Regions from separate parts of the Homo sapiens genome. Here region 2 is linked to region 1. A link is a contact called in ENCODE Hi-C or POLR2A ChIA-PET data. All regions are on one chromosome and are shown on one strand. Each heading gives the region's core, a stretch centred on a gene start or an enhancer-like site at or near the end of the contact. The rest is flanking DNA. Distances are from core to core; before and after follow the strand shown.

Evidence for each region. A loop is a pair of places that touch in the nucleus more often than their neighbours do. ChIA-PET counts read pairs that join two places held with the same protein, here RNA polymerase II (POLR2A). Pooled maps may share reads with other maps.
Region 2: a loop to region 1 is called in a map of MCF 10A, with 2.5 times the contacts of the local background. The contact joins two enhancer-like sites. A Hi-C loop is called at or near these places in 1 of 168 maps with a recorded cell type or tissue (MCF 10A) and 1 of 50 pooled maps. POLR2A ChIA-PET finds 5 or more read pairs at or near these places in 2 of 52 experiments (BJ and MCF 10A).

What each region holds. Positions count from the first base shown.
Region 1 is chr20:14,287,649-14,291,027 of GRCh38, reverse strand. The region is part of intron 3 of MACROD2 (mono-ADP ribosylhydrolase 2); the gene reads right to left. Among named protein-coding and RNA genes, the nearest start is that of FLRT3, 48 kb to the left of the region's middle. Within about 2 kb of position 1,952, at least 3 of the 41 ENCODE cell types and tissues checked have a DNase peak (open chromatin) inside an H3K27ac peak, as active enhancers do.
Region 2 is chr20:14,233,812-14,236,991 of GRCh38, reverse strand. The region is part of intron 3 of MACROD2 (mono-ADP ribosylhydrolase 2); the gene reads right to left. Among named protein-coding and RNA genes, the nearest start is that of FLRT3, 100 kb to the left of the region's middle. Within about 2 kb of position 1,516, at least 3 of the 41 ENCODE cell types and tissues checked have a DNase peak (open chromatin) inside an H3K27ac peak, as active enhancers do.

The sequences.
Region 1 (3,379 bases), core at 703-3,202:
TACAAAACCATGTCTTTAAGGAATAACAAATATATCAACTAATATGAACATGACCATTTGTTTGATTTTTTGGAAAGACTTTTAGTCATAAATTATGTTCCCAAACTAATTTTCAAGCAGCTGTGCTTATTTAATAACAAGACACACCTGCTTTAGAAACTCCTAAATGCCAGTCTTCAGACGAAATTATCTAAAGAGCATGTTAAAAATACAGCTACCAGCTGGGCGCAGTGGCTCACGCCTGTAATCCCAGCACTCTGGGAGGCTGAGGCGGGTGGATCAACTGAGGTCGGGAGTTCGAGACCAGGCTGACCAACATGGAGAAACCCTGTGTATACTAAAAATACAAAATTAGCCAGGTGTGGTGGCACATGCCTCTAATCCCAGTTACTTGGGAGGCTGAGGCAGGAGAATTGCCTGAACCCAGGAGGCAGAGGTTGTGGTGAGCCGAAATTGTGCCATTGCACTCCAGCCTGGGCAGCAAAAGCAAAACTCCATCTCAAAAAAAAAAAAAAAAAAATACAGCTACCTTGGTCAGTCTCCTGAGATTCCATCCCTTTTGATCTGAGGTTGGCTGTGGCCTGGGTGCTCAGGTAGGTCTGAGGACAGCTGCTCTGTTTTGGGCCAAGATTCTTAAAGCAGCCCCAATTCTCTCTGTCCTCCCTTGTTTGGTGTAAGACCCAACTTCAGTCCCATCTCTCCTTTAAGAAACTTCTTTTTTATACTATGTATCTATCTTTTAATTTTTTTAACTTTCATTTTAGGTTGAGAAGTATATGTGCAGATTTGCTGTATAGGTAAACTGCACGTCACAGGGGTTTGGTGTACAGATTATTTTGTTACCCAGGTAATGACCATTCCAAATCATTGCCTTCTCTTTTTATACATACAGCACTAGAAAACAGCTGTGGTGGTAACTGCCAAACCAAAAACAGATGCACTTTCCTTTTCACTTTCTTTAGTGCATGATTAGCACCTTCTCCCTCACTGTTTGACTTATTTAAACGTTTCATGCCCTAACTTAACTGTTAAGTTCCTACTGGGGAAAAACTAGTGAATCCTTACTTTGATTTTATCTCCAGAATGCTGACAACTTTATCTATTTTGGAATTAATAAATTATTATTTGTTTAGGTCAAAAATATTTTAAAACCCTGTAATCATTGAAATATTGAACAGGAAAAGCAGAGTCAGGCATGGTGGCACACACCTGTAATCCCACCACTTTGGGAGGCAAGGCTGGTAGATCACTTGAGCCCAGGAGTTCAAGACCAGACTGGGCAACATAGTGAGACCCTGTCTCTACCAAAAATGCAGAAATTAGCCAGGCATAGTGGCATGCGCCTATAGTCCCAGCAACCTGGGAGGCTGAGGTGGGAGGTTCACCTTAGCCCAGGAGAACAAGGCTGCAGTAAGCTGCGATCATGCCACTGTACTCCAGCAGCCTGGGTGACACAGCAAGACTCTGTCTCAAAAACAAAAACAAACAAACAGACTATGAGAAGCATTGAATCAATGTTAGTTTTTAAAAAGTAAACATTTTATCAATGTAAGGCTAAAAGGAGTATGTGAAAGGAACACTGAAGGGCAGAAGACTTCCTGAGAAAGCAAGCATCTGTTTTACACAGAGGCCACACCTTTGTATTGTTCAATTTACTACAGTGAGCAAGGGTTACTTTTGTAATTTTTTAAAGTAATAATAAATTCAAGATTATAGGTGTGGAGACTGATAGACAATTTAGGAAGGATCTGTTACTTGAACGGGATGAATCACTTTAGCATTCCAATATCCTGTGACATCTGCATGAATCCACAAGCACAGGGACACCAAATCTTAGTACTCACACAATGGTCTCTAAGATCTGTACTGAATAGAGTCCCCCAGTTCTACCTGAGTCAGCCATGACTAATACTGTTGCAGTCAAGGAGACAGAGCAATTCTCTGAGTCCTCCCTTACATGCTATTTCTAACCTCAGGGCTGGTGTGGAAGCTTCCCCTAGACTACCCCCTAAATATTGGTTAATATAAGGAAGTAGCTGGGTTGTTTATATGTCCCATGAGCCATCTCTGTCAAGCAACAGGCTCAAGGGTCAGGTAAAGTCTGTTTCTCCTTAGGACAGAATTGGCGGCTGGCATGGAAAATATGGTTACTCAGAACTATCACTACATACAAGTATTGCCACGATTTCTCAGTAAATGTTTTAAGATTCACTCTGATTAGACTGGCATATGTCATGCTTTCACCACTGAGTCAGAGAACAGAATGTCCTGGTTGGTTTAAACCTGGACCTGGGGTGATTTCAAGTTCCTTGAAAAACACACACACTACAAAATGGAAATGAAGGGCTCTTGAAAAGAGGAAAGGGGAGAAGAGATGACAGAAAAGAACAAAGTTAAGATTGGGTTCACCTCCCATGGTGTTAAGAAGTGAACTTTTCCTCATGGAGAGGCTGGGCTGAAGAGACCAGCTCCTGTCCCACAGGGTGATCACACTTGGGCAGGACCAGGATAAGACACCCTGTTCTGGGGCTGGCCAGCAGAGGAGGGTCTAAAGGAGGTGTCCTACAAGGGACAGCCAAAAATAACAATGGCTTAAGCAAAATAAAAGTTTATTTTTCTCTCACCTGAAAGAAGTCAGGAGTAAAGAATCTTCAAAAAACTGATAGAGTAACTTCACAAAATCCTCAGAGTCCTAGACTCTTTTATCTTACTCCTCTGCCACACTTACTCACAATGGCCATACCTAGCTACGAGGGAAACTAGGGAATAAACTCTGTATTCCAGGTGACCATATATTTAACTAATAATGAATTAGTAGTTCTATTTCTCAGGTGGGGAAGAAGAAGGAAAGATATTGGAAGACAAATAGCAATCTCTTGGTGGTGTACAAGGTACACCCTACCTTGTAGGGTGTACCTTATCTAAGGTAATGCCCCTGATTCCTACCTCCCTGTGGTCACACCTTGTATAATCCTTTCCTCTTAAGTAGGGGTGGGACCTATGACTTATTTCTAAGCAATAGAATATGGAAAAGATGATAGATTGTTGATGATCAGTGTACATGATTACATTATATAAGATTGTAACATCTGTCCTTCAGGAATATTTCTCTCTCCCAGGGATGGCTGGGAGGAACCAAGCAGCCATGCTGGAAAATGCCACATGTCAAGGAACTGAGGGTGATCTCTAAGAGCCGAGGGTAGCCTCTGGCTAGCAGTCAACAAAAAATAAAGCTCTCAGTCCAACAATCACAAGAAACTTAATACTGCCAAAAACCAGAAGACCAAGAAAGCAGATCCTTTCTAAGTTGAGCCTGTAAATGAGAATCTAGCCCTGGCTCAAACCTTGATTGCAGCCTTGTGGGAACCTAAACAGAAGA
Region 2 (3,180 bases), core at 267-2,766, 54 kb after region 1:
AAATTTTCAGACATACAAAAATTAACAGTTTGTTACACTCATTAAAAACAAATTTTGGCAATAAAGAAGGAATTAGATCCAAGAAAAATATTTATCATAGAAATTTATAATAAACACTGATTTTTTTAATAACTGACATTTTGATTGGAAATAGTTTAAAATATGGTGTATCTAAAATGCTAAACATGATGGTTGATACAAGAAGGCAGATTGAATTTAAAGCATTAAACTAGTAGAGGCAATGGACAAAAGTATGAACTAAATGAATATACACCAAATTCATAAATGCAGTAGCCTCTGAAAAGAGAGGGCGGTTGCTGGAACTAAAGAAGTAACAGAGTGGACTTCAACCTTATCTTTGACGTCAAATTTTTAATAAAATATATTAAGCAAAAAACCAAAAATGTTAATTATTTATGTTGAGTAAATAAATGTTTGTTAATTTGATTCTTTCATTTTCGTATTTTCTAAATATTAAATGCAAGGTGGCAGATGTAGTTTTTTTTGCTTTTTTTTTAAGTAAGCAAGACTACTACAAGGTATTAAGCGAAGAGTATAAAAGTATTTTTATTTGCTTTGTCTTCTAAGCAACACTACTATAATGTCTTAAGCAAAGATCATGAAAGCGTTTTGATTCTAAAGCTCATAAAGCTTCAAGAATTACATAAACTGGAAAAGTTCTACTGCACAGTTGATTTCTCACTTAATCGATCATGAATATGAAATCAAACTACTGTTTCATTTTTAACCACTCCAAGGAATGACTAGTACAATTTTGCATCTTGACATTGAAATTATAGGACGTAAGCACAAGCAAATCAAAGCAGTCTGGATTTGATTTCAAAAATACACATGAATTTCCCATTTAGAGATTTAAAAAAACATATAATATGAATATTTCCAAATGTGTATGGAGGGGTTTTTAGGAAACTTCGTCATATAGGCTAAGTAACTTGGTTATTTTTCTTCAGTCAAGCCTCTCAGTTTAGGACATTTACACATCAGTGGGTTAACTGGCAACTAGTCCATGAGCAGTATGTCAGTTATAATTAAAAAAACAGTAATACTATTAAGTATGTTTTTCCACGTATTATTTGCCTTTCCAGAAGAAAAGTGAAACCTTATAAAAGATGGGATAATTTCAAATAGCTATGTTGTTCATGCTCTTGTAAATGAGGTCTGCAACTTTTAAAACCAAAATGGAGTGCGAATGTCCCAGTAAATCTGCATCAGATGTGCTTCAGTTTGAAAGGAAATGATATCAAATTCAAGTAGTTAAATGAATCGTGAAAAAAGTGTAATCTACACAGACCACGTTATGCAACTGCTCTAGTTGTAGAAGTCTATGTACAGAGCAAAACAATTCCTTTATCATTTCTAAAAATAAATGTAGTTGGTTGTTCCTCTACAGCTGGATGAGGTATTTCTTCATAGTATTTTTCAAGGCATTTTAAGGGCAAAAAATGAGTCATGTTAGTTAAGATGAGAGGTAACATAGCTTAGCAGTTCAGAGAGGGTACTCAGGAGTTCTACTGCCTGATGTTTGAATCATGGTCTCCCTGCTAGCTGTGTAAGCTTATACAAGCCTCTTAACTACTGTGTGCCTCTGTTTTATAATCTACAAAATGGGAATGTGTGTGTATGTATGCATGTGTGTGAAAAATAGATGTCATTATGCAAAATATTTCAATGTACAATCAACATCTCTTTCATATTTTAAGAACTATAATTGAAATATTTTCTACTATAATTTTAGGCTTTACAAAGTTAAATCTACAGCTGTTCATAATATAAATTTTATCCCCTTCACGTTTGAAAATATTAGTCTGGAGATGTGGCTTTATGTAGGCTTATATAACTAGATACCTTTTTTAATCTGCCTGGAGCAATATGACTCCTCTGTTTAGACTACTCTTGTACCAACTTCCAATTACCACCTATAAATAGACAGAAACAGTGTGGGCCTCTTTTTTTCACATTAAAAAAGAACCTGAAGAGTAAAACTTAGTTAAAAAAATTACTTTGACCCATATTTGACTTTGAAAACATAATAAACGGTTCATTAATGATGCACTAAAATAGCAAATATTTAAGTGCTCTGTATATCCAAAACAATGAGCAAATAGTGAAGCAAGAATATTTGAGGTGATGAGTAATGCTGATCTCCCAAAGAAAGGGAGAGGCATCCACTCTTGGAGTGCTAGATCTTTTTGACAAGAATGCAGCTTAACTCTAAGGTTCAAAAGTCTGTATGCATGTGTGTGTCTGTCTGTTTGTGATGGGTGTGCATGTACAGAGATATGAGGTGGGCTATTGGCAAAAGACAGAAAGAACTAGAACAATAGAAACCATTTCATCTGCAAAGAAACAAAGGATATAAAAATAGAGCATATATAGCACAGAAGATAGAAAAAGCATGCTGAGAACTTAAATCATCTAAAACTATTAAAATAGTTTAAATAGGATAATATTTAATGTAAGATCATTTCTAATTTTGTTTCAAAGTATAACCATATACCTTCAGGAAATATGTACTTACAGGAAAATAACAGATGAACTAAGAATAACTAAGGTACACCCAAGAACAATTGAGAGTCCATAAAAAATGTGTGGAAAACCTTGGAATTATATGAATATCATTTTTAAATTGTTTAAATTCAAATATTAAGTCACTGGAGAATTATGGAAAAGGATATATGAACAATCAATAGAATACATGGTTTTTTAACTTTTTTTAAATTGATGCATTTTTAGTGAGTTTTATTATTGCTTTTATTTTTAGTAGTGCAGTTTTAAGTTTTGACAAAAATTGGTCATAAAGTACAGAGTCCCCATATACCCTCTCTCCCCTGTCCAAAGTTGGCCCTATTATTAACATCTTGCATCACTGTGGTACATTTGTTACAACTGATTTACCAATATTGATACATTATTATTTATTAAAGTCCAGAGATTACATGAGGGTTCATTCTTGTACAGCTCTGCGGGTTTTGCAAATCCGTAATATCATATATTTACCTTTAGAGTATCATACAGAATAGTTTCACGGCCCTAAAACTGCCATATGCTCAACCTATTCACTCCTCCTACTCAACTCCTATCAACCACTGATCTTTTTATTGTCTCTATAGTTTTGCCTTTTCCATAATGTCATATAGTTGGCATCAGGCAGTATATAAA